Regions from separate parts of the Homo sapiens genome. Here region 1 is linked to region 2. A link is an interaction called in ENCODE POLR2A ChIA-PET data of the cell type or tissue named here. Cell type or tissue: Panc1. All regions are shown on one strand. Links, peaks and the distances in the headings refer to the core of each region. The heading gives the core; the rest is flanking DNA. Region 1 has its middle 140 kb from the start of PLK2. Region 2 has its middle 30 kb from the start of LINC02101.

Region 1 (15,968 bases), core at 7,295-12,294, 170 kb before region 2:
AGGTGTCAGAAAGGCCAGAGTAGCAGAACTAGAAAGAATTTTAAAGATCAAATAGTCTAGAAGTTGCTGATTCTTAGGATCATACATTATGTTTTTATAGCTTTATTGAAATATAATTTACCCATACCTAAAAATTCACTCTACTCACATTAATTTTTAGTGAATTTAGCTTCAGGAATCATCTAAATTTTTGGCTTATCTTGAAAAACTAAAGCATTTATGAACCCAGGGTCAAAATTTGGCTGAAACTGAGTGGCATTATTCTTTTTTAGGTGGGACATGAATTCTCCAGTTTGATACATATTCCTCCATACCTATCTTCATTTGTGCTGCCATAACAAATATGAGAGACTGGGTAATTTATAAGCAATGGAAATATATTTCTCACAGTGCTGGCGGCTGGAAGTCTAAGGTTCCAAGATGGTGCTTTGAACAGTGTGTAATCCTGAGGGGACAAACACTATGTCCCTCTGTGGCAGAAGTGATGAAAAGGGCAAAAAACGCTGAACACTTTCAGTAGCCTATTTGTAAGGGTATTAATCCACTCATCAGGGCAGAGCTCTCATGACTTAATCACCCCCCCAAGAGGCCCCACCTCTTAATACCATCACTTTAGGGTTTAAGTTCTAACATGAGTTTTAGAGTGACACAAACATTCAAACTATACTAATACCTTACAGTCTTATACTTAGCCTGCTTTATTTTTTGAGCGACTGCCAGAATCCTGTAGGCATTACATCTGTGATACTTGGTCTAGTCCATTTTCCACTTAATAAATGAATACACTTGGGTCCAAGGAGGTGAAAGGATTTGCCCAAGGAAATTAGAAACAATTTATCCACCTAGCACCTACCATAGATTACCTTAAAAATATTTAGTAAAACAAGTTTTAATTATAAGTGTTATTGGCAAAAACATAATTAATATAACAATGCTTATATGCTAAATTGTTTTTATGAAACACTAATGGCTATAAATCTGCAGTTTGAAAAACATTTCCCCTAATAATGCCTATATGTCTGAATTCATCAAAACAGATCCTCAATACATCCTGATAAATGGAAGTTTTGAGGATTAATTTAGGGGAAAAGGTAGGTTCTGTATAAGTAATAATAGCAGTAACAAGAGTAGTGGCTAATGTTTATTGAGTACTTACTACGTGTAAGACACCACTAAGAAATTCAAGTAGGGGGGATGACTTGAAAAGAGTGAATAATAAGATGGAGTCAAGTCACCCTGTCATAAATGAATAATTTCATTTTTGAGACATTAATAAAAAAAGAACAATTTTCATGTGTTTTGAGTTAGCATGAAAGTGAAAGACTCCAGAACTGTGCTTTCCAGTATGTTAGCACTAGCCATATGTAGCTATTTAAATTTGTATTAAAATTAAATAAAACTGAAACTTCAGTTTCTTAGTCATACCCGTCACATTTCACCTACTCACAAGCCATATGTGGCTACTGGCTACCATTTGGACAATACAGATACAGAGCTTTCCATTACCACAGAAAGATTTTTGGACAGTGCTCTTCCAGAATAATATTTTCTTTTTAGGTATTTGAATCATGTTTGAACAAATATTAAAATTGCCCCATGTCAACTGTGTACAAATTAATCCGTGCATATTTTATAGTATTTAATAAAATACTGTAAAGGATAGTTGTCATCAGCCAGCCAACACCTGTTCCCTCTAGAGAAGTTTACAAGCAAACTCACGTGAACTGAATGAGTTGACTGTAGTTATCTTAATTTGACTTTCTTTAAGCTATTTCAAGCTTTCCTCCACCTCAAGTGCAATTGTTTGAAGCTATTAGCTAGCATTAATGTCAAGTGACTCCCATTACGTGAATGGATGAGAAGTAATTAAAGTAAAGGTAAGTGTTGATATCTTTCATGGAATTCTTCTGGAGGCTTAAAGTACTGTATAAACTGCAAAACAATGCAATTCTCTATGGACAACAAAGTACAGGATCTCCTGCAGCAGTTTCTGAAGGCAAAAGAAAATGTGGCAGGTAGATACAGGTGTCTTATTCTGATTTCTAAACCACCACTGCCCTTTTAAAGGAGAAAATATTAATTTGTTGCTAAAGTTGAAAATTGAAGAAATGATTTCATAGCTCCTAGAATTTACCTAAGAAAATTACACAGGGTAACTAATCCTTATCGCCATCTTTTCCCTTACGTGTTATCCTTCTTTGAAGTAGAATGTGTTAGAAGCAATATAATTCTGCAGTTTCTCCGGTTCAGACTTTAGATCCAAAGCCCTTTGTCTCCCCATCTTTGTCCAAACACATCAGAATTCATATTACCAGACCAGTGCTTTTCTGCTTTTGTGATTACAGCTCACAGTAAGAAGTGCATTTTATAATAAAACACAGAAAAAACATACACCCGAAGCAGAAGTCTTACAAACAATATTTATCCTTACTACTGGGTTTCTGCTAATATTTTTTATTTATTCTATTCTATGTCATTATTTTAAAATGCTGGGTAAGACCCACTAAATTGCTTTCATGACTGCCAATGGGTTGCAATCTGCAGTTTGAAAAATATTGCCCTGAGCCATACTGATATAATCTTTGACCATTTTTGGATATGAAGGCTCCTCGAAAATTGACAGAAATATTCATGAACATGATAGCTCATGCAGATATGTTGATATTTCTGAAACATGGGTGGAAATACTTTCCTGCTGCTGCACTTTTGACCTGAGCTTTCCTGATGATATGTCAGGACTGATGTTTCCACTTGCCAGGAGTTCAAAAGCTTCTTCTCAAAACCAGCTTGTTAATGTTTCCACTTGCCAGAGGTAAGTTCAAAGGCCTTTCTTAAACTAGCTCATTATGACTTGGAAGATAAATGGGTTCACTTTTTATAGAGAGCTATAAAATTTTCCCCTCTCTTTATAATAAATTTTCCCCTCTCTTTATAATCTCTTGTAGTACAGCTTTACTAATATTATAAAAACAGAAGCTAATTCTTCAAAGGCAAAGAAAACATACCATCTGAAATATTCTTGCAGAATGTGATGCAAGGAAAATATACCATCTGCATGGTTCTAGAGAATAAAATCATTTCTATGTCAATATGTATTCACAGATTTCGTAGTTAAAATATATTGATTTAATAATAATATCCACGTTAAAGATTACTTTCAAACCTCATTTACCATCTTTTTCTCAATAATTGTAAGAAGTTTTCAATAAAGACAAAAATGTTTATAGGTCTTTGGAATTCATTTTGATATTATTACTCCATTTGTTTATAGTGTCTTGCAGTAATTAATATCTTTTTATTATGTTGATTAATATTACTAATTAATAATAATAATAAAACTCTCACGACAACCCCAAGGCCTCATAGAGCAGGTATATTTTTCTCTACTTTATAAGTGAGCCTAATGGAGTAGAGGAAAGACAGAAATTTACCACAGAAGATGAAGTTCTTGTCTTAACTTTGCTAATTACCCTAAGTAACCAAAAAGGTAATCCTAGGCAAGTCACTTGCTTTCTTTGTTAAATATGCAAGATGTTATATCATTTAAAAAGATAATTTAAATTAAATTGCCTAGCTCCCCAACAGAAACATAGGTAGGTCCTGGGATGTTAGTTTTGTCTGAATCTGAACGAGGGACAAAAGGTTTTTAAGACTTTACTGCCAGTAGCCTTTCCCTTTTTCCAGATGGCTTGTCTTTAACAGAATTTGTAACATACTTAATTTAATAGAGAAGAAAAAACAGAAAAGTCAAGGCTTCATATAAGTTAAGAAATGAGAAATCAATAAAAACTCTACACTAGGGAGGAGACATAGAGGAATTTTTTTTTCATTTATCTCCACTGATTTGGATGATGTAGTTTAATAGTTTTACCAAATTTATTTTTGCTTCAACCTGCTGTCTTGGCTTACGTAATACTGAGAATATATGGCCAAAAGAGCAGATATGAAGGGTTATAGAATTATTTTACTGGAGGAAAATAGCATGACTATTGCCTTCCATAATATATAATTGATTCATGACAAAGAATAAGAAAGGCATATCCCATTAAAATAAAAACCCAAATGTAAGATCGCTTGGGTTTTTCCACAAATATTCAGTGCTTACCTACTTCATACCAGGTATGCTGCTAGGTACTTTTGTGTAATGGCGACAGTGGTGCTGGCAGTAAAGGTAGACAACTAAGTTACTGAGTTCCTTCTGTGCCCAGGAATTCTCTGAAATATGGATGACTGTTAAACAAGTTAAATTCACTGAGAACCTTATGAAGGGCCACTGTTACTATCTCATTTTACTGATGAGGAGACTGAGACACAGAAAGAATAAGTCAATTGTTCATGTTACACAGCAGTAAGTAGAGAGGCTGGAATCAAGTTCCCAAAATGTGACTTTGGAACCAAACTTTTCACATTATATTTTATGTTATCTTGTCTAATGCCCAGAATAGCCCTCTAAAATAAAGGTGAAAGACTATTTTTACCATTCTACAGGTTAGGAAGCAGAAAACTGAGAGGAGATGTGCGTGGAATATTGTTAGAAATACTGTTGCAAAGCTCCTAAGTATGTGAGTTGGGATTTAAGCCATGCTTTCCACCATATTACACACACACACACACACACACACACACATGCACATACACACATACACACACGCATACACATACTATACATATATACACACATATATATAGAGAGAGAGATACACAAACATATATACATATATGGTGTGTGTGTTAGAAGATAGAAGATAGAAGAAACCTGAAGAAAATTAAGTAGTTAGACAAATGGGATGTTTCCTCCTGTTTGGCAAACTTGCTGATTGCATTTTCCTACCTCTTTCATTCAGATGCAGTTTTCTTCACTTTGTTTCTGAGAGACAGGCCTTTTTAGACTATTTTCTCATTATTTACAGTCAAAACAATGCACATTTCTCCCTTTTCTTTATCTTAATATCTAACAGCAAAAATTCTGAAACGCCTTTTATATACCTAGAATACAGACATCAAATACATTTTAAAATATTTTTGAATAACACAATAAAGAGCATAGTTGCCTTTTTTGACAGTTTCACCACAGTTCAGGTCTCAAGCTACTGTGATTTAACCAATCATCTGACTGTAATTTAGAATAATAAAAGCAAGCATTTGTATTTTATCTTCCTTTTTATATACTGCATATACCTGGCATGCATAACACTGAATATGTTGCTCTTCATTTAGCCCTATTTGTCTTAAAGAGAAGCCACAGCTGAATCCGACATTGGGAACACATTCCTACGAAGTAAATAACATCTTGTTTCTAGACGTTTACCTGTGAAAAGGAACGAACTTACAAAAAGGAGCTAAGAAGACAAAGGTATGGGTAACCCCTTCCTTACCTCTAAATATTTTCTGATGGAAAAAATTATTTCTAGTCCAGGAAATTTAACCCCTTCCCTGCCTCATCAACCTTTTGTCTTCGATTTTTTTTCTTAGTTTTTCTTTAAACTCACTTGCTTCAAAGTTGTAACACTTGACGTGCAATGGCAATCATCCTTGCAGAAATGGTTAGTGTATTGAAAAACTCCCATGAAAGGTCACAGTGCTCACCTGGATTTTAACATACTTGCTAAGAAGTTTCTGCTCATTGGTGAGGATCAAAGGAAACATGATGTTCAGAGATTCGTGCTTTGTTCCACTGCTTAGGAGTGTTCATAAAATTAAAGCTGTACAGTTTCCTTGTTTACCACCGCCTGGTAGAATCAGAATCTTTTAGGGAGAGGTCAGAAAAGGGTTTAATCTCTTGCCCATTTTGCTGTCTGCCTGGAAAACTTCTTTTCCTTTTGCTTTGCTTTCAACTTTTCTTTGTTAAAATTCCAAATGTGTCAAATGACCGTGGGGCTGTTTTAGAGTCCTCCCAAAGACTCAAAGCAGTTCCAGTTTTCCTTGGAGTAGACCTTTATCTATATAAGCACACAGGGTAGTGTTGCTAACCAAGTAGCTGGCAAACCCAGAGTGTTTTCTCATGTGAATTAGACTGACCCTTTAGATGGGAGCACAAGGTTAGTTTGAATATCCCATTCAAGTGAAAGGCTAAACTAAGTCGGGCCATTTGTAAAACTAGACTAATCTAATAATGGTCACGAAAACAAACTTCCTCCCTCCCTCTCTTCCTTCTTATCAGTCGGTATCCTCCAACTCTTCCTTCTTTCCTTCTGCCCTCCTTTCCTGTTTCCAGGGAAGAATATGACTAATGAGACAAACTGGCCAGCAAAGAGTTGAGGGCAACATTGGTGGAATGTTAGGTATTCATTTTTAAATACTGTTTTAAAGTATCCTGTCTTAACTTCACAAGGGTGATCACAGCCATGCTTCTCTGATTTAAAAGAAGTAGAATTTCTTTCCCTAGGAATACACAAAATAAAATACTGGTAAATTAGAAACATGTGCCAAACAGAGCTGAGCATATTTTTAATAATTAGATGCAAAACTGTCGAGTAAATATTAAAAGTTCAGTGACATGTCAAACTTCCCTAGCTTTAAGCGAAATGATCAAGCTCTGTTCTTTTAACCTTTCCCTAAATGACTTAAAGTGTCATTATTTGTCAAAAAAAGCAAAGAAAGAAGAAAAGTAAAATATAATATAATCTTCAAATTTATCTTCTAACCTAAAATTTCTTTCTTTACTATGTAGCCTATGGGATAAGAAAGATCTGTATGCAGATAAGAAAAGTTATCTAATGTAAATAATAGTACATTTAAAAAGTAAGTTGTGGGATAGTGTATATATTAAAATTTATAAATAATATCAAGAAGGATCTTGCATCAGACATATCTTATCATCTCAGACACTTCAGATCATCTCAACCTCACTCACCTCTTGCTCTAGCCACTGCTGGATGGATGTCCCAAGGTACAGCTTATATGACTTCTTTTTTTAGATCCTTGAGAGATGAAGCAATTAGTATCATCAAGCTGTCCCCAACCTGATATTCCCTGGGTCAGAAATCACTCCTTTTTGGATTCACCTCTCTTGTTCTCATTCCTGCCCTTTGAATTGCACTCCTTACTAAATTAGAAGAGGTGAGCCTTTACCGAAGACACATGCATATACATCCCCTACACACACACACACACACAGACACACACAGACACACACAGACACACACACACACACAGCTTTTAGAGTGGTCACCTAACAGTGTGGGATGTGGTAAGGATAATTTTTGTACCTATGCTTTTCTGTACTGTTTTCATAAACTAACACTACTTTTTTCCTTAGCAGCTTGAAACAAAATACATTTATTATCTCCATGGGTCAGGAGTCTGGGCAGAGGTTAGCTAGGTGTTCTACAATCAAGGTGTCTGCTGAGCTGTGATCTTTTCTGGAGATTGGGCTCTTCTTTCAGGCTCATGTGGTTGTTGACAAAGTTGAGTCTTTGTAGGTGTAGGACAAAGATTCCTGTTTTCTTGCAGGCTGTTGTCTGGGAGCATTCTAAGCTTTTAGAGGCCACCTGCAGTTCCTTGATACGTGGCCTTTTCACAGACAGACTCACAACATGGCAGGTGACTATTCTAGGTCAGCAAGAAAATTTCTCTAGGTTTTACTTTTATAACTGGAAAAAAAGTCCAATTAATTTAAAAAATCCTCTGTGACTGTGAAATTTTGATTTATCTAAAAATGTTTCTGAGAAGGAAGAGAACCATCTAAGAGATATATTTCTATCATTGTATCTCAGAAAAGCCCATTTGCAAGCATATTTTGCCATGGAAGAATAAATAGGATCCATGTTGCTTTCTCCGAAACACTCTTTTTCTTGCTAACACATTCCAGCTTCCTGTGTGGGACAGGAAGTCCGCTGAGCTTTTTTGTTAAGTGTTATTTGGAGGAAACTTGGAGCACATGCTGCCTTTTGAACTGCTTAGCGTCATTGCCACTCTTCCACCCACCAGGTAGGTGCTGTCATGGTGTCATGGAGTTCCACTATGTGGGAGAGCCATGGTTGAAATGTAACTAGAACTAAAGGGGTTCTGGGTTTTCCTCTTAACCAGTTAGTCTCTTTAAGAGCATAACCGAACTATTTGTGTGTATCTCAAGGGTAGCATTTGCAACTTACAGGGCAGGAAAGAGAACATCAGTGGCTTGCCACTTTTAGGCTTCAAGTACAATCCTGGGATTATTTGCATTACTCCGAGGTAATTACAACTTTAAAACATTAATTGCTTTCATATTTAAAATTATTTGCTTAAAAACTGACACTCCCTTTTAAAATCAAGTGTGTTCTAATGAGATGTAGATGTTTAACTCACTCAAAAAAATAAAGACACAGAGGAAAATGTATAAATTAAGTAAGAGTCTTAAAGTCTCATCCATCAATTTGCAGTCTCTCTGTCAATATTCTTGCGGCAAACAAAGAAAACAGAACAAAACAAAACATATCCCTGTGTCTTTGTTATCATTATTCTTTTGAAGATAATGTAAAATTCTAGAAAATAATCTTTCTGCTTTAAAGAGTAAGTAAACAAAATTGTACATTTCTGGATTTGCATCTGATCCAAATAATGTACATTTTTTTAGATGTAAAAAACTCAACTTTTATTTCAAACTACCTATTGAAACAGGACCATTTTTTGTTAATTATTTAATGTTTCCCATTTTCTTTCACTCTTTCTGAAAAATTCCTACATCTTCCATTTATTGATCTGTGTTCCCTGGATAAAATCTAGATGAGCCTTTAAAAAACTATTTCAACATCAAATAATGAAGGGAAATAAACAAAACAGCTCTCCAGAATGGGAGCTTAGCTCAGTGTGATGATCATTGCATCATTGACTAGTTTTTAGTTTCATCAGTAAAGGGTGTTGCGAGGTAAACATTTTTGATTTCTAATTTTGTAAATGTAAAACACTAAACTATAAATCTGCCAGAAGATAACATGGGAGAAAACCTAGGTGACCTTGGGATGGGATGACATTTTAGAGAGAGCACCATAGGCACAATCCATGAATGAAATCATTGATAAGCTGAAATTTGTTAAAGCTGAAAATCTCTTCCCTGTGAAAGATACTGTCAAGAGAATGAGGATATAACCCACAGATAACGCAAATATATTTGCAAAAAAAAAAAAAGCACACACACATCTAATAAAGGACTGTTATCCCAAATATACAAAGAGCTCTTAAAAGTCAACAATAAGAAAACAATCTGATTAAGAAATGAGCTAAAGACCTGAACATATGCCACACCAGAGATGGTATATAGATGGCAAGCAATTCCAGCAATTTTTCAATTACAGTTTAGTTTTTCCTCTCCTGACTCTAGTTCCTGCAGAGGTTTCTTCTAGTGAGTTTCTGCTCTCATAAAGTGTGATTCTCTGTATTTGCCTATCTCTTTAATTTTTTAGGCAGTGGTTTTCCCTGTGACCTCATTTCTCTTGTGAATCGAAGAAGCGTTGGTTATTTTTTAGTTTGTTCAACTTTTTAATGTTCTTTGGATGCAGTGATGTCTCCAAGCTCCTTACATGCCAGATTGGAAAACCCATGGTTTCTTTTTAGTGAATTTATTTTTAAGTTTTCTAAATAGACCGTAAGTTCCATAGATCAGAACTTGTGGAACTTATACACAGCTCTATCCTCTGGACCTGAAAAAATGTGTTCACCCAATAAATGCTCAACAAGTATCTACCGAGTGAATGACTAAATGAATGGATGGATGAATGAATGAATGAACAGTGGCAAATCTACATCTCCTGTCTTTTTAAACCTGCTCTATCCCACTGTATTAACAGTGCTGAATATGTGTTTGTTGCTTTTTATTTTATTATGAGACATGCTTGCTTCTAGCATCTAATAATCCTCATATCCCTTAAAATGTTTTATAGTAACTTTCTGATTGTATTTTTCTTCCCTCAGATCATTTTCCTCTTAAACACATCTCTTTATGGGTTTTATTCATTACTCTCAATTTTCTACTCTCTGTGGGTATGTCTTAAAGTATAGTTCATATTTCATCTCACTCTCAAGTCTCTACTTTTAAACGTATTTTTTTCCCACTGTTTATCTCATGAACCTCTGGAAATAAGTCTTTTGGTAGTGTGGAATAGTATACTTACAAGTATATTGGGATCACCACTCAGTATGGAATGAAAGTGAGTCACTAAGTATCTGATAAGTGTTTCCTTCTAAGTTAGGTAGTCTGTCAGACATTTAACAATACTCCATGATATCAATGCATTAGATGACTAGGAAAGCATCCATCACCCCACATGCTAAAAAGGAACATAAATCAGTGAATTGTTTTGAAAGCCTCTTAGTAGTCAGTGACTTACACCAAGTTTCCATCCAGAGGGTATTCCGCCTCTTGATTCTGGATAGCCAAACAAGTGAAAAGCCTCCACACATTTCAGAAATAGTCATCTTTACTTCTCATCTGGTGAGCTGCTGAATAAGTGGTTTGTAATCTAAGATCTTAAATGTGGTAAACATTAAGTAATACTCATTCTTTTTATTAAACAATAAAAGGGTTTTCATCCCATTTTATAATTAATTTTTTGAAAGTAATTACTCAAGTTCAGGCTTGCCACATTCAATAAATAAAAATATAGGACACCAAGTTGAATTTTAATTTCAGAGAATTAATAAATACTTTTTTAGTATAAATGAATACTTTGTAGTATATGTATATCCCATGCAATATTTGTCCCAGATAGTACTTGAAACAAATTTATACTAAAAAATTAGTTGTTGTTTATCTGGATTTTAAATTTAACTTGAATTTCAAATTTAATACTTGCCTGACAACCCTACTCAAGTTACACATCTTATAAAACAATTGGAGACATATGGTAGATAGATGTTTAGGGAATTGGTGCTCTTTGTTTTATTTAGATTAAGAGTTTGATTGCATTTTGTGTTAAGAATACTTTTGATGAAAGGATGAGCTAAATTATGTGGAGGCCTAATAAATGAGTCAGAATTGCAGTAGGAAGAATTTTGATTAGGTTTAAGGAAAGCTATTTTGACTAAACAGACAATAGTTTTCAGATATATTTCCTTGGAATAGAAAGTTTCTCAACCTAATATTTTCATGATCCCAGACCCTCTGAGATATTACTGTCTATAAACTTATGACATCTTAGGTACAAAGACCAAATGTTTTGAATAATGGAAAAAAGTAGATTTAATCTTTATGAAAACTTAGATTGTTAATAATTTACTTGTTAAGGCTCAGCGGAATAATTAGTTGAAAGGAACTGAAAACAGTGTTCAGTAGAAATTTTTGTAGGCCTAGATCCTGAGAGAAGAGTTCTAGGGAGAAAGGATTAATATTTGAAAAATAATTTTAAATTTAAGCTTTTACCCAAGGGTTTTCTATTTGAAAGTAGACTGTAAGCTCCTAGATGGCAGATCTTTATCTTATATATTTTGGTATCACCCACAGTACCTTACAAATCAGATGCTCAGTAAATATTTTCCAACGGAGAGATTAACATTTAAAGTTTGTATGGAGGGAAGCATTTGTCCTCGAACGCACTGCTATGTGCCATAACAGCAGATCTTCCAGCAAATAAATATGGAGAGCTTGCTACCCTATTCATAGCACTGCCAAGCTGTCAAATCATCTTTGAGTGTCTTTTGTTGGTGTGTCCCAAGTTATTTTCTTCCCACTGATGTCATCCACATGGTCTTGTTTTTCTGGTTCTCCTTTGAACACTTTGATATCCTCCTGCCTTCCTCTAGCTGCTTCCAGCATCCATCATGTTCCCTTTGCCTTTCTGATTTATCACTCCCATTTCCTGCGTGTGTTCCCAGAGTAGTGTTTGCTCCGTTAGAGGGATTTCCTTGCGGACAGTTCTGCCCAGAATACGTGATGCGATATAGACAATGGAGAGAATCTGTTCAACTGGACACATCATGTTTTTTTTTTTCCTGTGCCTTCAAGTAAATATGTTATTTATTTCCAAGTTGTACTGCTTAAGCACCCCCCATGCTTGGTGCAATTTATTCATGATTGCACTCGTGGAAGTAAGACAATTTTTCTGGAATCTTTGTTTATGAAAAACTATTTTGACAGTTTTTTTTTGAAAGATATTTCCTTTATTTATTTTCCCCATCACCTCTCTCCTTAAAGCACAATCTTTATAAAATGATTTGGAGGTTCCTAAATCATTTTATGAAATTTCATCTAACTTTTTGAATAGGTAATATAAATACATGTTATAAAATCCAAAAGGTACAAATAATTTGAAGAGAAAAAAAACCACCCTGCCCCCTACTCCAGCCAATGAGCAACCCATCTTATAAGCAAATACTATTAGTTGCAGAATCTCTCCACAGATTAACTATACTTACATAAACATATACATTTTTTAATGTAAATGGAAGTATACATTAAATATTCTGCCATTTGCTTTCTTAAAATAATTGATATTTATTAGGAATGTAATCCCATTTTAGTACATATAGAGCTTTCTCTTTTTAAAAATGATTATATAACAACAGACACTGGGGCCTACTTGAGGGTGGAGGGTGGGGGCTCCAGGGAGAGGAGCAAAAAAATAACTATTGGGTATTAGGCTTAGTACCCGGGTGACAAAATAATCTGTACAACAAACCCAGTGACATGAGTTTACCTACATAAAAAAGCTCTACATGTACCCCTGAACTTAAAAGTTAAAAAAAAAACTATAAAATAACTGCATAGTATCCCATTTTATATCTGTATAATAATTTCTTTTACTAGGCACTTACTGATAGACATTTAGAATATTTTTCTCTGACTTTTGCTATTATACACAGTGCTAGAGTAAATATCCTCAAACATATGGCATTTCAGATACATGCAATATCTCTAGGCTAAATTCCCAGGTATTAAATTTTTGCAACAAGTTTGAAATGTTTACTTTAGCTTTAGTCATTATCATAAAAGAATATTCTCAAATAGGTTTTGTTGCTAGTCACAGATTTCTGGAGCAGAGAATCTCTATAGTGTTCCTTCCAACCAGGTGCACCTTATTTTGGCTATTATTTACATTCTGAATACCGATGGAATTAAATTAAATTTTCAGTGTTCTCAGAAAGTTTACTATCCAAAATAATACCAATAGTTGTTATAACTAGAGTGAATAGTAACTAAGGTGGTAACTAAGTACTAACTAAGTTGAATAATAACTGAGGTGGATCTGTACAACATGTAAATAATGGCAGGTAATTAGTTTCCTTTTAACTTTTGATTTACTGAAATTTAAGAATTGAGAATTTTATATAAAGGATTTGCCTGAAATGGATAATTTTATGAGAACTGTTTGCCTTCATATGGCACTTGAAGAGACCACTTGGAGGACACTTCAGACTCTAAAATATAGAGCGCATTGGCCAGGCGCAGCGGCTCACACCTGTAATCCCAGCACTTTGGGAGGCCGAGGTGGGTGGTTCAGTTGAGCCCAAGAGTTTGAGACCAGCCTGGGCAACATGGTGAAACACCACCTCTACTAAAAATACAAAAATTAGCTGGGTGTGGTGGTGGATGCCTGTAGTCCCAGCTACTTGGGAGGCTAAGGTGGGATAATCGCTTGAACCCAAAAAGCAGAAGTTGTATTGAGCCGAGATTGCGGCACTGCACTCCCATCTGGGTGACAGAGTGAGATTCTGCCTCAAAAAAACAAAAAGAGAGAGAGAGTATCAGAGGTAGATCACCTCTAATATGGCCTCAGATAACCCATTTTGTAAGTAATCTCAAATTGTCACCCTCTTTTTGCCTAAAATGAGTAAGCAGCTTGTCTGCTACTACAGAGACACTTAACGAGTGCTGCAGAGGATCTTTTTTTCTCCCTTATTTTCAGATAACACAGCCCAGACATTTGAGGCACAGCTCAGACTCTGTTCCACTCAGATAAATCATCCATGCTCTGCCTTCCAGCAATGAGGCAGAACTGGAAACATTTTAGATGAACAATTCTCTATAACTGATATCGCATTAATCCAGACAAAATGTCATTTCTCTCTTTCCATGCTCAGGGTGTGAAAATAGGCCAAGTCTTTTTATGACTCATGTTTACGCTTACTCTCTAGAATTTGATTTATGGCATTCAGTTGAATAGGTGCTCTGAGCTTCCTTTGGCCAGTTTCTAAGTGTGTGTATCACGCAATTAAGCAATATCAGGCTCACAGTGTAACTGGCTTCACATCAAAGTTCCATTATTTGCCATCATGGGCATGAGCCTTTTGTGTTGGTGTTTGCAAATCACCTGGAGGTGGAAGTATGTTGAAACTTACACTAAGATTTCCTCTTTGTGAGAAATCCAAATTGCTTAAATTTAGTGGCTTCCAGAAGTTCAAAGGCTGAGAAGCACCCTCTTTGTACTCATTCATAGTAAAGGAGAATATTGAGCCACATTCAGTCATACAGTCTTACCATTTGCAGTTGGAGAGTTGGGAAGAGCTGGTTATGCAGTCTTCAAATGGCATTATGTTGAAAAATGGCAATAGAAATGTCCAAGAAGATAGAAGCTTAGCTTCTCAAATAAGACACATAAAATTCTTTTACTCTTTCCCTTAGAAATTCTCATCATTATGATATGTAAAAATTACTGAGTTTAAAATGGGCACCTTTATAGTCATATACAGTTTGGCTAAGGAAAGATATTTAACTGAGTCTACCTGGTAACTGAGTAATCATCATCGTCCATCATGTAGCTTTCCTCTAGTTACCATAGAACTGGTTGTAGAGCAAGTCCTTTTACTCATTGGTGTAATTCTAGTCAGCTTGTTTAAAATATGCTTTGTATCAAATATGGTTACTGATTTCTTAGGATGATTTGGAAGATTAAATGAGATAGCATGTTGCTAAAGCTCTTAGATACATAGTGCTCTCCAAAAAAAATTGTAATGCTAACCACACGTGTGAGCCATATATGTAATTTTAATTTTTTTGTAGCTCAACTTAAAAGATATGAAAACCAGGTTGAAATAATTTTAATAATATTTACTAATATATTATCAATGTAACATTTAATCGATACAAAAATTACTAATAAAATAGTTTACATTATTTTTTCATATTAGGTATTTGAAACCTGATGGGCATTTTCTGTTTACAGTAAAACTCAATTTAGAATGACTACATTTTAAGTGTTCAATAGCCACATGTGGATAATGGATAAGATATTGAAGAGCACAGTCTTAGAACTATGGCAACCATCCCATAAATATTATCTATTATAGCTCTTGCTATTATTCTTTTTCTCTTCTCCCATGGCACTATTCGGCTCTACTCAACATTTATATACTTTTTCCTTGTATTATATCAACTTTTGGTTTTCATCCTTCTAAAGAGAATGCTCATTGAGAAGTACTTTTTTCCTGTAGACAGTTGTTCAACATTTATTGAGAATCTTTCATGTTGCAGGCATTGTGTGGCCTATTTCCAGTTCTGTATTTCCCATAATACCTGACAGAGTGTCTTTTCAATGGTAGGCACTCAATACATACCTGGTGCATGAATTGCCTAGTTTTGTGTACACACACATATTTCTGAGTAGTTTTTTTTCAACAAAAGTTACAATTTTTATAGATTTTTCTTTTTAATAATAAGCAATGGTTTTGAACAGTGACTGTATTTGCTTTGATTGAGTTTGATAATTTAATCTGTCACAGATACTTTTTGTTATTATGCAATCGTGGCGTGATTGCTCCACTAATGTATTCTTCTAAGACATGCATTGACACTTAAAGGCACAAACTTGGCACAAGATCATCATCTTTGCTTTAGAAATAAGCGAGCAAAACTGGACATTTTAATGTAGTGTTTTAAATGATGAACCAAAATAATTTAATATGAACATTCTGTATAAACTGTAAAAGCTGTACACATATCAATTGTTGCTAATGTTATTAATGGTCTATGGTACTTTTTACCATCTGTTCCACAGAATATTGATCCATGACAAACTCTCTGGGAGAAAACAAAATGGATCTATGGTCAAACAAGTATA
Region 2 (15,968 bases), core at 4,131-9,130:
GTAGATACGGGGTTTCACCATGTTGGCCAGGAAGCTCTCAATCTCTTGACCTCGTAGTCTGCCCACCTCAGCCTCCCAAAATGCTGGAATTACAGGCATGAGCCACCAAATTTTTAAAATGGTTTAAAATCAATTAGGCTGCGGGCAACACACACACATACCTGCCCTCATGTAAACAGCAAAAGCAATGGAAAGTATAAAAAATATGGTCTACCACATGAGCATTGCATAAGAGTCTCACTGGACAGTGACATCTCCCATGGTAATTATAGGAATATGGGTGAAAATGTCACAGGGTTGATTGCAGTTTTTGACCTCTCAAGGCTGCAGTTCAGCCATGGTTGCAAAATGCTGCTAATAATTTTTCTCAAAGGAAAGGTACAGGGTCAGCGAGACTCTAGTGGAAAAGAATCAAAGGGGACAACTTGCACTGGTCCACTCCCATGGGTGGTCTTATCTGCCAAGATGTGGCCGGCTAGGGAGAGCCCTTGGAAGTCTGCAGCCCTGTGTTCAAGAGTCTGAGATTCTCATAAGTCAAGCAGTCTGGGTGACATTTCTAGTTTCTTAATTTTTCACCAGGTGGAAATAGCAACTAGGAAATTCTGCTCTCATTAAGAATTCTGAGGTCATTTTCTTGTTTTAGTCACAGGACTTTACAATAATAATAAAGGAACCTGGAGTAGAGGGAGTGGATGCAGGTTATCATATTATCACAAAAATTCTGGTGAAAATTAGCTTAGTTCCTATTGTTCAAATGGAAACACTCTTATTGAGTATCCATTATGTGTTCAAGATTATGCTAGTGCATTATCTTATGTAGTAGTTACTAGAGTCTGAGGAAGTTAGTACTATTGTCTCCATTTTTAAATAAGAGAAAACCAAGCTCAGATTGACTAAGTAACTTATTTTGACCACATAGCTGAGAAGTAGCAGGGTGGAGATATCACCAAGGTTTGCTTTTTCTATATCCACTCACTGTCCACCACCCTTCACTGTTTACTGCAGGACAGTCCAAGGGTAGGGGTGTATGGCTCTGAATTAATCCCACCCCACAAATGTATCTTCTTTATATTTTCCACTTCCCAAAACCCAGGCTCAAGAAATCATCAAAGCAACTGGAATTCTCACTCACTGCTGTTGGGAATGCAAAATGGTATAGCCACTTTGGAAGACAGTTTGATAGCTTCTTAAAAAACTGAACATACCATATGATCCAGCAGTTGCACTTTTTGGTATCTATCCAAATGAGTTGAAAACTTATGTCCACACAAAAACTTGCATATGGATGTTTATAGTAGCTTTATTCATAATTGCCAAAATAAGGAAGCAACCAAAATGTCCTCTAATAGGTGAATAGATAAACTGTAGTAATTCAGACAATGGAATATTATTCAGCAATAAAAAGAGATGAGTTGTCAAGCCACAAAGACATGGGAGAAGCTTAAATGAACATTGCTAAGTGAAAGAAGCCAACCTGAAAAGTCTACATACTATGTGATTCTAACCACATGACATTCTGGGAAAAACAAAACTATAGATACAGTAAAACTATAAGTAGTTGCCAGTGGTTTGGTGTATATGTGTGTGTGTTGGGGGACATAAACAGGTGGAGCTCTGGGGATCTGGAGCAATGAAACTATTCTGTATGATACTGTGATGGTGGATACATGATATTACATGTTTTCAAAACCCATAGAATGTACCCCAGCAAAGGTGAAAACAACATAAAATATGGACTTAATAATAATGCATCAATATAGGCTTATCAAATGCAACAAACATACCTCACTAATGCAAGATGTCAGTAATAGGGGAAGCTGGGAGGAGCGGACTGGTGAGTTGGGGTGGAGTATATGGGAACTCTGTACTTTCTGCTCAATTTTTCATAAATCAAAAACTGCTAAATAAAAAATTAAAAAGCATTCTCAAACTACCAATATTTCTTAAAGGCCTCCTGTATCAGAATCTGTTGTTGCTGCCAGACACTCCTGATTATGACACTGTGCCCAAGGACTTAGCATGTCATTGAGAAGATAATGTACACCGATCACACTGTTAAGTAACAACCCAAGGATTCACTTAGTTAAGGACACAAATGAATGGCAGAGAGGTAAAATGCTGTATTCTCTCAAAGAAGAAAAAATTCAGCATGGGGTAAAGGAGGTGAATTGTAATTCTCCACCTAACACTGACTTTGGAAAGATGGAGGCATTAAGGATACACCTGGTTGTAGATGATGATGAAGAGAAAAAGAAGGCTTGCTGTGAGTGATAGAAGAATACTCCGGCAGTGCGGATTCATAGAATCTGAGGCAGAGAGGATTTCAAGAGGATTGAAGCTCTAATTATAAAGTTTCCTGGAGGTCGTGGTATTTTGGGAATGAGTGTCTTCCCTTCTCTTTCTGAAGCTGCTCCTCTCATTGTAGCTTGTTTCCAGGTAATGTCAAAGCCTCCAGATTAAAAAAAAAAACCGAAATCTTAATAGTCATTGCTTACAGGAATATCAGCTAAGACAGATGTTGCATGTTGGAGTTAAGGGTGAGTGAGTTGAAGGAAGCATGTATTTGCATGCTGGTTGTGCCCCTCAAAATACTTCACTTGCATGAAAAGCCACAAAAGCTGTAGTTCAGAGAGAGAGAGAGAGACTGAGTACACACATGCGTGAGACTCCAAGGCAAACTGTTTATCTGCTCTCTCCAACAAAAAGCAATCAAAAACAGGTTCTTTTTAATACGTACTAGTCTAGACGAGGTTTTGCAATGTCACAGGTCCCTAATTGCAGTAATAACTGCCTGAGAACAATTAAGCAGACACCACCAAACATTTCTATAGGGTGAATCCATTGTCCTATTAATAAGCAGCCATGAGGTTACCTCTATCTGGAAAAACCTCTTTGGCTTGTTTTATCCTACATAAGGCTCAAGCCGGGTTTTTCCCACACATTCCGGGTGCGTGAAGCAGCTGTGTCTGCCTGAGCCAGAAATGGTCCCTCTTGTCTCTGAAAGCCCACAGAGGCAGGTTTTGCAGCTGGCGGCTGCTATGACTGTGTTCCTGTTACTAATTAAAGGCAGTAGCTGTGAATTCAGTGTGAGAGACAATAAGCACCCATCAATTCTAAACAGATGACCTGGATTTGCTTCTGGAAATCCTCTTTCCTCCAGCTTGGCTACTTGCAAATTGGCTCCTTAAATATCCTTTCTCAAGAGAAGCAATTTCTTTTTAATCTTCAGATCAAAGCCAAATCTGAGAGATGTCTTTTTTTTAAATCACTAATTTCATATCCCAAACTATCACTTCATCCATAACAACCTACTATAGCTCTCCAGCTACTGCCTGTCTTCCTTTTTTACTTCTCTTAGTTTGCCATGATGGATTTATTTTTTCAGGAGGGCTTCCTTTAAGCCACATCCTTAGGTCCTCTTGCACCTCTCTTTTTATATCCACACCATGGCACCTTAGGATGGTAAAGCTAGCTGTCAGTCAAAGCATTCCCTACTCCCAGCGTGGCTGAGTCAACTCAGCCCTGAGAGGAAGCTTGAAGGAGGCTGTTAAAATCTATTCATAGATGAAGCGATGTTCCAGCCACAGCGAGAGGTTGCCAATGACGCATGCATGCACCAGCAGTGACATAGGAATAAAATGAAGAGGAGGCTGATGAGGAGGAGGGAGAACAGAGGGGCGGCCAACATAGGATCTCAGAGCCACAGCTGATATCAGCTGCATCACTTTTTGCTATGGGCAGAATTACAAGGACTCATTTTGAACGCAGCACTAGCGCTAGCTGCACTGACACAGATTCCGTGTCCTCTGTCTGAATTATCATGTGGCATGCAGGGCCCTGTATATATGTACAAACACTGTGGGAGTCCTCAGCTTTGTGACATGTACAAGCTCTACAAGGAGCAAATGAGGGCCCCTGGAAGTGTGTGGAGAAGAAAGGAAAGGCAAGGATGTGGAAGATGGAGAGGGGAAGATGAAGGACAGTTCATTCATTCAATTTGGATATATTAAGTACCAGGTTCTGTTCTAGATCTGAAGAGACAAATAAAACAGCCTGGATCCCAAAAGAGATTATAGCATATTAAACTTTGGAGAGTTGTTGAAGGATTAAAAACAAAATCCCCCAATATGTTATAGCTGGAAAGTGCAAAAAAGATTACCATGGAAACTTTAGTTCAGTTTGCTAGTTCAGACAAACTTATCCTAATGAATATGCATGAAAATAGTTCATGGAGCTCACATAAATTTACATATTTTATCTATTGTCAGCCACTTATTGAGGACCTACTACTGCCAGGAATTATGTTAGCTACTGCTGGGCAATGGATACCAAGCATCTCTTGCTGCATTATCAGGCCCTCTAAGTGCGTTAGAAGCAGCTCCATAAGGATGTGGAGAACTACACGAGCTGAGTAGATGACTTTGCTATGCAGAAAAGTACTGTTTTCTCAAAAGTGAAAGATAATGAATGTCCTTTATTGAGACCTTATAAACCATGCCAGGAAAGTCTCAAGGATAATGGGAGGAAATGTAGCAGAAAGACCACTGACCTTAATTGGGTTGGGTTTTAGCTGTAGCTCTGTCTTGATTAAAATCCATTTAGGAACTAGTTCTTCTCATCTGGAAATTAGGTTTGATAACTTCTAATATCTCTTCCAAATTTGAAAGTTATAGTTTTCCAGTATGTTAGGGTTCTTAATTCCCAAATTAAAAAAAAAAAAAACCTTTAATTCACTAGTGCAGGTAATAGAATAGCCACGTGACACTTTAAATTTTTTTTAATTTTTCTATTTTTCCATAGGTTATTGGGGTGCAGGTGGTGTTTGGTTATATAAGTAAGCTCTTTAGCGGTGATTTGTGAGATTTTGGTACACTCATCACCTGAGCAGTATACACTGCACTATATTTGTAGTCTTTTATCCCTCGCCCTCCTCCCACACTTCCCCCCAAGTCCCCAAAGTCCATTGTATCATTTTTATGCCTTTGCACCCTCATATCTTAGCTCCTACGTATCAGTGAGAATATATATTGTTTGGTTTTCCATTCCTGAGTTACTTCACTTAGAATAATAGCCTCCAATCTCATCTAGGTCGCTGCAAATGCTATTAATTCATTCATTTTTATTGCTGAGTAGTATTCCATCATAAATATATATCTCACAGTTTCTTTATCCACTCATTGATTGATGGTGGATAATCTTTTTTGGTTCCATATGGGTATTTGGATTGGTTCCACAATTTTGCAATTACAAATTGTGCTGCTATAAACATGCGTGTGCAAGTATCCTTTTCATATGACTTCTTTTCCTCTGGGTAGATACCCAGTAGCGGGATTGCTGGATCAAATGGTAGTTCCACTTTTAGTTTTTCAAAGAATTTCTGCACCATTTTCCATAGTGGCTGTACTAGTTTACATTCCCACCAGCAGTATAGAAGTGTTCCCTGATCACCGCATCCATGCCAACATCTAGTTTTTTATTTTTTGATTATGGCCATTCTTGTAGGAGTAAGGTGGTACCACATTGTGGTTTTGATTTGCATTTCCCTGATCATTAGTGATATTGAGCATTTTTTCATATGTTTGTTGGCCATTTGTATATCTTCTTTTGAGAATTGTCTATTCATATTATTAGCCCACTTTTTGATGGGATTATTTGCCTTTTTCTTACTGACTTGTTTAAGTTCATTGTAGATTCTGAATATTAGTCCTCTGTCAGATGTATAGATTGTGAAGATTTTCTCCCACTCTGTGGGTTGTCTGTTTACTCTGCTGACAGTTCCTTTTGCCATGCAAAAGCTCTTTAGTTTAACTAAGTCCCAGCCATTTATGTGTTTTTTATTGCATTTGCTTTTGGGTTTTTGGTCATGAAATCCTTTCCTAAGCCAATGTCTAGAAGGGTTATCCTAATGTTATCTTCTAGATTTTTATAGTTTTAGGTCTTAGATTTAAGTGCTTAATCCATCTTGAGTTGATTTTTGTATAAGGTGAGAGGTGTGGATCCAGTTTTATTCTCCTACATGTGGCTAGCCAATTATCCCAGCACCATTTGTTGAAAAGGGTGTCCTTTTCCCACTTTATGTTTTTGTTTGCTTTGTCAAAGATCAGTTGGCTGTAAGTATTTGGGCTTATTTCTGGGTTTTCTATTCTGTTTCACTGGTCTATGTGCCTATCTTTATACAAGTACCATGCTGTTTTGGTGACTATGGCCTTATAGTATAGTTTGAAGTCAGGTAGTATGATGCCTCCAGATTTGTTCTTTTTGCTTAGTCTTGCTTTGGCTATGCAGGCTCTTTTTTGGTTCCATATAAATTTTAGAATTTTTTTTCTAATTCTGTGAAGAATGATGGTGGTATTTTGATGGGATTGCATTGAATTTGCAGACTGCTTTTGGCAGTATGGTCATTTTCACAATATTGATTCTACTCATCCATGAGCATGGGATGTGTTTCCATTTGTTTGTGTCTATGATTTCTTTCAGCAGTGTTTTGTAGTTTTCTTGTAGAGGTCTTTCGCCTCCTTGGGTAAGTATATTCCTTTTTTTTTTTTTTTTTGCAGCTAACGTAAAAGGGGCTGAGTTCTTGATTTGATTCATCGCTTAGTCACTGTTGACATATAAAAGAGCTACTGATTTGTGTACATTAATCTTGTATCCGGAAACTTTGCTGAATTCTCTTATCAGTTCTAGGAGCTTTCTGGAGGAGTCTTTAGGGTTTTCGAGGTAAACGTTCATATCATCAGCAAACAGTGACAGTTTCACTTCCTGTTTACCAATCTGGATGCTCTTTATTTCTTTCTCTTGTTCTATTGCTCTGGCTGGGACTTCCAGTACTACGTTGAAGAAGAGTGGTGAGAGTGGGCACCCTTGTCTTGTTCCAGTTCTCAGAGGGAATGCTTTCAACTTTTCGCCATTCAGTATTATGTTGACTCTGGGTTTGTCATAGATGGCTTTTATTACATCGAGGTATGTCCCTTGAATGCCAATTTTGCTGAGAGTTTTAATCATAAGGGGATGCTGGATTTTGTTGAATGCTTTTTCTTCATCTATTGAGATGATCAGGGTAATTTATTTATTTACTTTTATTTATTTATTTATTTGAGATGGAGTCTTGTTCTGTCGCCCAGGCTGGAGTGCAGTGGCACGATCTCGGCTCACTGCAAGCTCCGCCTCCCGGGTTCACGCCATTCTCCTGCCTCAGTCTCCCGAGTAGCTGGGACTACAGGTGCCTGCCGCCATGCCTGGCTAATTTTTTGTATTTTTAGTAGAGACGGGGTTTCACCGTGTTACCCAAGATGGTCTCGATCTCCTGACCTCGTGATCCGCCTGTATCGGCCTCCCAAAGTGCTGGGATTATAGGCGTGAGCCACCGCACCCGGCCGTAATTTTTGTTTTTAATTCTATTTATGTGGTGTATCACATTTATTGACTTGCGTATGTTAAACCATCCCTGCATCCCTGGTATAAAACCCACGTGATCATGGTGGATTATCTTTTTGATATGTTGTTGGATTCAGTTAGCTAGTATTCTGTTAAGGATTTTAGCATCTATGTTCATTAGGGATATCAGTCTGTAGTTTTCTTTTTTTTTTTTTATGTCCTTTCCTGGTTTTGGTGTTAGGATGATGCTGGCTTCATAGAATGAATTAGGGAGGATTCCCTCTTCCTCTATCTTGTGGAAATAGTGTTAAAAGGTTGGTACAAATTCTTCTTTGAATGTCTGGTAGAATTCTGCTGTGAATCCGTCTAGTCCTGGACTTTTTTTTTTTTTTTTGGTAATTTTAAAATTACCATTTCAATCTCACTGCTTGTTATTGGTCTATCCAGGTTATCTAATTCTTCCTGATTTAAGCGAGGAGGGTGGTATGCGGGCTGCCTATACTGTAACCTCCATCTCAGCCCGGACTCTCCTCTTACTCCCCACACCTCATTTCCTAATATGTCTAGGTTCCATAGAGGAAACATCTCTTTCTCTTAGCTCATATTCATGCTTGGAGAAGAAATACAGTGAGGAATAGTGGGGAAAATCCTAGAAGGACTCTACCCTTCTTACTTTCTCTGTGGTTTTGAAAAAGTCAGTTCACTTCCATGAACCTCAGTTTCTTCATCTGTATTAGGAGGGGATTTGACAAGATGAGGGCTCAGCAGACTAAAGGGTCAAAGTCAGCCTGGTGCCTGTTTTAGTATCCCTGCAAGGTAAGAATGACTTTCACATTTTAAATGGTTGAAAAAAATCAAAAAATTAATATTTCATGACATAGGAAAACTGTATAAAATTCAAATTTCAGTGTCCCTTAATAAAATGTTATGAAGACACAACCATACTTAATTATTTATATATCATCCATGGTTGTTTTTTGTTAATGACCAAAATACTTATAATCTGGACCTTTAGAGAAAAACTTTGCCAACCCCTGGACTAGATGGTCCAATTGGTTCGTTAAATAGTAAGTTTCTGATTGTATTTTAATTTTATTTTAAATAAATTGTATACATCTTAAATAAATTTTTAAATAAATTTAATATGTTTTATTAATAATATAAAATTATTCTTTTAAATAACTACCAACTAAAACACTACAAATGTTTTAATGTTTACATATCATTTCTGCAGGTGGGCATATTCAGCCTTGAGCAGTGGAAGATACCAAGTGATACAGTTTGAATGACCCAGAAAGGCACTCTCCATTTTGTATCCCCCCTTAGCCCTCCATTACTCCTCTTGATCAAGAAGTTGGCATTTGGAGTTATGGAATTGTCTCCAGGATCCCCTATCAGAACGAGATTCTCTTGCTGGGGAAAGTAAATGCCCTGCCAGTGGTGTTTCTGGAGGCATTGCGCACTGAATCTCCATCTGCTCCCACACATCTCAGCCCTGGCCCCTGAGCAGGGCCATGTGACCAGTTCTAGTCAATTAAAACTCCAACTACAAATCTCCAGTTCTTTCTCCCCTTGCCTTTGCCAGGTCTGCAGGCACTTGCTGGAGGAAAGTGTTGTAAGATGATGGAGCCCCAGGCCATCTGCATACTTTGAGTGATTCCCTCCACCCCTCATCCAGTACAGATACAGAATATTGTTGGAAACACATGCACCATGAGCAAGATATAAAACCTCCAGATTTGAATATTATTTGCTACAAATGCCTAGTCTATCTTGACAAATACAGTGTGCATAAACATTGCTTGGAGAGTTCGTTCAAATCCATTTCTCAGTTCCCACATTAGCTAAATCAGAATTTCAGGTGCAAGGGAAAAGTCATCATCACATTTAAAAAAAAAATCATTCAGTAAATTTGATACACACCAGTGATTAAAAACCACTGTGGATAGCCATTTGCATTCCTTGATGATATTGACAGCAATTACCAGGGTCTTTGAAATCTTTTCACTCATAGCACTCAGAAAATGATATTAGTTATATGACTTACTGGGCCCAATCGACCAAGCTGTGTGTGGCTAGAAGCTGAATGGGATGGGGATATAGGAAAGAATGGCTTTCATATTCTGGGCCCTGCCTGTCCCTAAAGCCGAGAGATGACCATTTCAGATCACCCTTCATGTTTGTAATGCTGTGCAGAGGCATGTGGGTTGGGAAGCTCTGATGTCAGCCTGGTGGTCTAGCTAGAGCAGGATGCAGAGGACATGGGACATGGGAAAACGCAACAAGTATCACCCAGGGAGGGCTCTGGGAGACAGCAGTCTGGAGGCCAAAGTGGTGGATTCTGCCACGTGAGAGAACTGCATCAAGTCCTAGAGAGTTGGATGAGGAGCTGGATGAGAACAAAGTAGTCGGGGCAAAGTCTAGGGTTTAATAAGAACTATTCCAAAGGTTTTGTGAAGTTTATAATCCTGCTTAATTCTGGCCCCAGCTAAGGCTCATTCTAAATGAGAATTCAATGCCAGTGAGCTGAAACGCATCTTTATCCAACCTGCAAACACCTATTCTGTGCCAGGAACCGTGTTTAGAAACAAAGCAGGATGTATATGCAGGGCCAGGAAATATTCCCAGGTGCCTCCCCTTGTTGTATGGGGTTTTCTGCAAGACTTATCTTGGCCCAAGGGCCTGCTTTTGGTCAAGGGCTACTTCCCTCTTCCCCATATCACATCACATTATCTGCTTTTCCAAGCCTTAGCTGGTCCGATTCACCTAAAGCAGTAGTACCTAGGGGACAGCCCCATGAGTCAGCTCCTCCTCTGCAGTTCACACAGATTCCAGGAGGTCTTTTTAATCTGTCCGCCAGAAACTGCTGAACACAAAGCACCTGAGTGTATGAAAAATATTATGTTTGGGTACATCCGTGCACTTCTGCGCAAGGCACAGATTTGGAATACTTTACACTAGGAGATGTTCTGGTCTAAGAAATGATATGCTACTGCATCAGTAATAAAATACATCATCTGTCTGCACTGAAGAGCTCTTATAAACCTTAATTATTATCATTAAACACAAGTGTAAGTGCTCTGGAATTTCATACCAGGGCGGGGCTCTGTGAAGTGGCACTTCAGTTTCCCCAAAGGGCTGGCTGAGAGCAGGGAGCAGGCCCACAGAGATTTGGACATAACCACGACCACTCCTTTGAGTGGAATTATTTGGAATTATTTTAGTGGCAACTGGTTGGGTGTTGAAACAATGTAAATGCTATGGTTGGAGGCATTGGTATTCTCCTGGCTACACTGTCTCAGCTAGATGACTCGCTGACCCAAGTTACCATAGTCATCTTTCCAAAACCAGTGAAGGGAATTCCCAAAATTTTCCTAACCTACTGGGCATCCTTACAGGCACAGAATAAAACTTTTTGAAACAGATTCCTCAACTTGCTGTGCAAATGCTTCACTCATACAATGAACCAAAGCTGGGGCAACTTACATTGCATATAGCACCCTTCTGCTTCAAGTTCACATTTGTGTCAAATTCAGTGCTATTATGGGGCTCCTGCAGTATACCTAAGTCTGTCCCAGGTGCTGTGGGAGTTTCAGAAAAATTATAAGGGAGTCCCATCGTGGAGGAGCTTATAATCTAAGAATAAAGCAGCTATCATCTGAAGCACTAAACTCATGTCAGACGAATTTGGGTTCAAATAATATGTATTTCTCCACTTTCTGGCTGTTTGAACTTGGGCCCCAGATTTTATCTTCTGAGTCTACATTTCATCTTCTGCAAGTTAAAGATAACGATAACTACCCTGAGAGGCATTTATGAGAATTAAGTCAGATAATCCTCATCAGACACTGAGTGCAGAAACTGACCCATCGTGAGGGCTCAGTAAATGAGAGCAATGATGATGACAATGATGATGAGACAATAGTAAGCAATAGAATGCAGTATCTAATTGGAAACAAAATTATAAAATATGTACCATACATCTGATAGGAGTTTGGAAAAGGGAGAACCTCTTGGGGTTAAAATACTAAAAAAGGTTTTATGATAAAAAGGGACCAGTGTTGAGCCTGGAAGGATACATAGAATTCCAATGGGGGAGGTTAAAAGAGTTGACATTCCAATTGGGCAAAATAACTACAGTTGGTGAAAACATTCAAAGTTGGCAGCAAGACCTGTTGTGATATTCCATTCAATGGATCTCATTTCAATGTCTTACTTCATTGTGTGATTAATGAAATCCAAGGAGCTCCACAGGAGAGGCATCCACTGAAGAGGCATCCAGGCTTAGTCTCCTAGTGACCACTCCTAATTGTTTGGATTCTATTATACTTCTAGAGGCAACACCCTCCAATATTGCCAGTAGTATGCTTTAAAATGGAAGATTATGGATGGAATTGAATTTGCTAATCCACTGACCTTAAAATAGAGGGATTATACTGGATTACTTAGGTGGGCCCAATAGCATCCCAAGTGTTCTTCAGTGTGGAAGAGGGAGACAGAATAGGGAGAACAAGAGCAATGACAACCTGAGAAGAGACTCTGGCTGACTTTGAAGGTGGAAGAAAGGGGTCATGAGCCATAGGATGGTCTCTAGAAGCTTGATAAGGCAAGGAAACTGATTCTCCCTCACAGCCTCCAGAAATGACTGACAACATCTTGATTTTAGCCCAGTGAGACCCCTGTTGGACAGCTGACCTTCGGAACTGTAAAATAATATGTCTGGGTTGTTTTAAGCCACCAAATTTTGGTAATTTGTTTTAGTGATGGAAAACTCATACAGCAGCAGAAGCTTTTTGACACAGATAGTCCAGATGTTTATTATATGTTTAAATCTCAGCTTTCATTTTTAAATTTCCAAGCGCTGTTTCTCATACAAAGAAGTTTCTTTGTTTCAAATCATACTAGTCTTGTTTAGTGTATAAAATAAGAGTCAGATGGAAATGGCATACTACTTTTAATTTGCTTTGAAGAAAGTAACTCTCATCTTAGGATTCAACATTGAGGGTGGAAAAAAGAGGGAAGGAAGAGGGAAAGAAGAAAAACAAAAGTAAAGACCAGTTGTTTGTATAAATGCCCCTCAATTTGGATCTTTATGATGTTTTACAATTAGTCCTAATTGTATCACATTACGAGGTGTACAATATCAGTTTGTTCCATTATTGGTGATGTTGGCTATGGTGGCATCCTTCAAATTTTAATATGATAAAGTTACTATCTTTAACTCTTTGTAATTGATAAGTAATTTATGAGACAGTAAAGATTTTCTTTTCTATTCATCCACTGATGATTCTTGCATGAATCAATTATTAATACGTTGATTGCAAAGTGGTGGTTTTTTAACTGTATCATTCTTTCTTCCTACGTTATTAGTTGGCATTTTATGTAATGCAGAGTTTTTCCCTCTCTCCCACTTATTTACTCACTTATTTATTTTTATTTTTGACTCATCTATTCTTCTTTTATACCGGTTACACCATATTGCTAGGATTATTTTTTGGCCAGTGGGATAGAAAATTTCTTGTAAATCTCTGCCAGTTTTACAATACCAGTTTTGGTATTGTGCATATCAAGCACTTAAAGGGAGAATGGCCTAATTTTTTTGTTGTTATAGGGAAAATATTAAAATATCAAAGTAGCCAAGCATTTTCTTCTAAACACCTTTTATTCTTTTCCCCCAAAATACAGTAACTTTCAAAAGCAATTGCACAAGCAAAATATGTGTCACAGTAGCCCCAGTCTCTGACCAGGTCTCAAATTTCTACGGTCCTTCTCCCTGTTACCTCCAGCTCTTATTCTTTAGAAAAGACGTTCTAATACAAAATCCTTTAAACCCCTGGGTGAACTTGGGCAGGAAAAAAGTACATATTCATTTTTATTGAACTCTAAGAACAAAATTCTCATTACCTCCAAATATGAAGGTAGGTACCATGTCACATGGTTACTAGCAGTACATGCAACTTTCTCACCAAGAGAAATCACATATTTTTTTCATATCTCATTACACTTATTGCAGATCTTGCAATACATTTTGCATTCACCCCTACTTCAAATGCAAACAGTTATTATACCTACCACAGATGTTGTTACTTAACACATTAATAGAGAAGGTCATATATTACTGTATTACATTAAAATAAACTCTTGATGACTACATTTCAATACAATTGGTTTCCTTGGGAATTCTATGTATATTATTTTATTCATTTAAAAACATCATTCTGAGAAGAGTTCCAAAGCTTCTTCAGACTACAGAGGGATTCATGGCACAAAAGATTATGGAACACTCACATTAAGGCCTCTCACTAGCCTCTTTTATCCGAGGCTGCTACATCAGAAATGGGAATGCTTTCTCCTTGCCTTATGTTTTAGTAATACATAGTAAAGGATTTGGTGGCTTAAATCCACATTCACAAAGACTGACTACCAAGAGAAATTAAAAACAAAAGTTTTCTATGATCAGGTTGGGGTGTCTACTATTAGTTCATTATTTATTTTACATTTTAAGTCAAAACATGCTCATATTCTGTACCCTAAGCACAATTAGTCTAATATGTGGTTCTTTTTTTGTCAAGTGGAAAAAAATTATAAACACATTGTGTCAGAAAAGTCACAGCACATAGTTTAAAAGCTAGTTTGTTTTCTCATTTAAGATTACATTCTTACATATAAAGTTTTAAGAAGCCCCTTTTACTCACTGTAAGTGATTTAGAATATGGGCTTTGGTTTTGACAGATGAAGATATGAATTCTGATCTTACTACCTGCTCATTATAGAGAGTTGGAAAATTATTTTTTAATCTCTATTAACTTTAAGCTTTCTCATTCTTAAAATAATGATGATATGTCACAATATTGTTGGGTAAATTAAAGGAGAACATACGTAAAACAACCAGCACACTACTTGACCCATATTTGATGACTATTTAGTGTATTCACGCATCTACGTGGACAAGCAACAAATCAGTCAAACATCTCTGGAAGGGGCCTAACACTGTAAAGAATAATGGCTAAGTAATATTGCGATGTTATCCTCCGAGTGTTCGCTTCTTTTTCTTAATTCCTCCTGTGGGATTCAAGCCCTACTCACGGACTGAAACGTGAACATTTTGCTTCTATTTCTGATGCGTTTCATCACTTTGAGTCATGAAGATTATTTATCCAGTCAATAGGAATAAAGTTGTCAATGCGTTTCTACTTTACTACCTCACCACTCTTGTCACTTTGATAGACTGCTGAAAACTTCTTCTGAAATGATTTACTTGGTTTTAGGCGGATGAATAGATGCTGGCAACACACTCATTTCAATTTCAAGTTCAGAGGAATTTGTGTCTCTACTTTGATCCTTTTTTGATTTCATAGATTCAGACAGCTTCTATGCCAGCCTTTTCACTGTACAGATGAAGGGAATAGGATCATGTTAAGCACAGCTTAATTAATTTTACATTTGTTGTCAGATAATATACTCAATTTAGTAAGACATAAAACCTGGTCGTGTGCTTAAAAAAAAAAGCCCCTTTTAGATCTACCTTCCATGAAATAAGTACAAAGGAGTAATTTAAAGAGGCATCCCCAAGTAGCTGATGCTCATTATTTTGATAGAAACAGTACCATCTGCCAGTAATGGGCATCAAAAGCCTTAATATTGGAGGAACCCAGAACAGGCTAGAACAGCTACAACTACCCCAATTAAAAATAATAATAAGGGTCCAGGGGCAGTGGCTCACACCTGTAATCCCAGAACTTTGGGAGACTGAGGTGGGTGGATTGCTTGAGTCTTTGCCTGGCCAACATGGCAAAGCCTCATCTCTAACTAAAAACACAAAAATTAGCTGGCCATAGTGGCGCATGCCTGTAATCCCAGCTACTTGGGAGGCTGAGGCAGGAGAATTGCTTGAACCTGGGAGGCGGAGGTTGCAGCGAGCTGAGATCACACCACTGCACTCCAGCCTGAGCAACAGAGTGAGACTCCATCTCAAAATAAATAAATAAACAAATAATAATAATAATAATGAACAGAATGTTCTGATCAATGCATGAAGAAAAAAACTACATAAAGAAGAAAATAACTAACTGAATAAACTAAATAAAGAAGAAAAGAAGAAAACAACTAAATAAAGAAGAAAAAACTAAATGTTCCTCCTACTTCACATTTTCTCCAAAGTAATTTTCCGATTGGTGTCAAGCCCTGCAGACAGTGTAGTATTAAATTTTTGCTCCAGGACAATAACAGATGCTATCATCTTCTGATAAGTCCACAGTAACAAAACCAAACAAACTGAGATTCTGGTTTTTTTATAGGTTGGAGTAGAAAGGAAATGCAGTGTTTACTGTTTAAAGTATATTTAGAATAGTGACTGACATTTCTTAATGAAAAGTGATAGTAATCCCTGTAATAAATACTGACATAGATAAATGAAAGAGGTCGTGGAATTATTTTAAGGGAGACAAATGCTTAAGACAAGGAGATGCGCAAATCGAGCCTTCAAGATCCTTTTTATTTTGAACATCTATGATTTAGTAAATAAATGCTAGAGAAAAAGTGTAGCAGTTGTTATCAGCATTTTACTTAGGCTTCCTCCTGTCATCTGATACACT

The links. Peaks named below come from ENCODE experiments on the same cell type or tissue, not always from the same donor. Only the 100,000 strongest peaks of a DNase experiment are listed, where the experiment ranks them.
Region 1: POLR2A ChIA-PET joins it to region 2 with 5 read pairs; 1 of 35 experiments calls an interaction of 5 or more read pairs at or near these places.

The regions. Positions count from the first base shown.
Region 1 is chr5:58,312,935-58,328,902 of GRCh38, reverse strand. No RefSeq gene overlaps it. Among named protein-coding and RNA genes, the nearest start is that of PLK2, 140 kb to the left of the region's middle. In Panc1, for the core only: no CTCF peak of the experiment used is centred there; no DNase peak of the experiment used is centred there; H3K27ac peaks cover 1,400 bases.
Region 2 is chr5:58,144,164-58,160,131 of GRCh38, reverse strand. No RefSeq gene overlaps it. Among named protein-coding and RNA genes, the nearest start is that of LINC02101, 30 kb to the right of the region's middle. In Panc1, for the core only: no CTCF peak of the experiment used is centred there; no DNase peak of the experiment used is centred there; H3K27ac peaks cover 713 bases.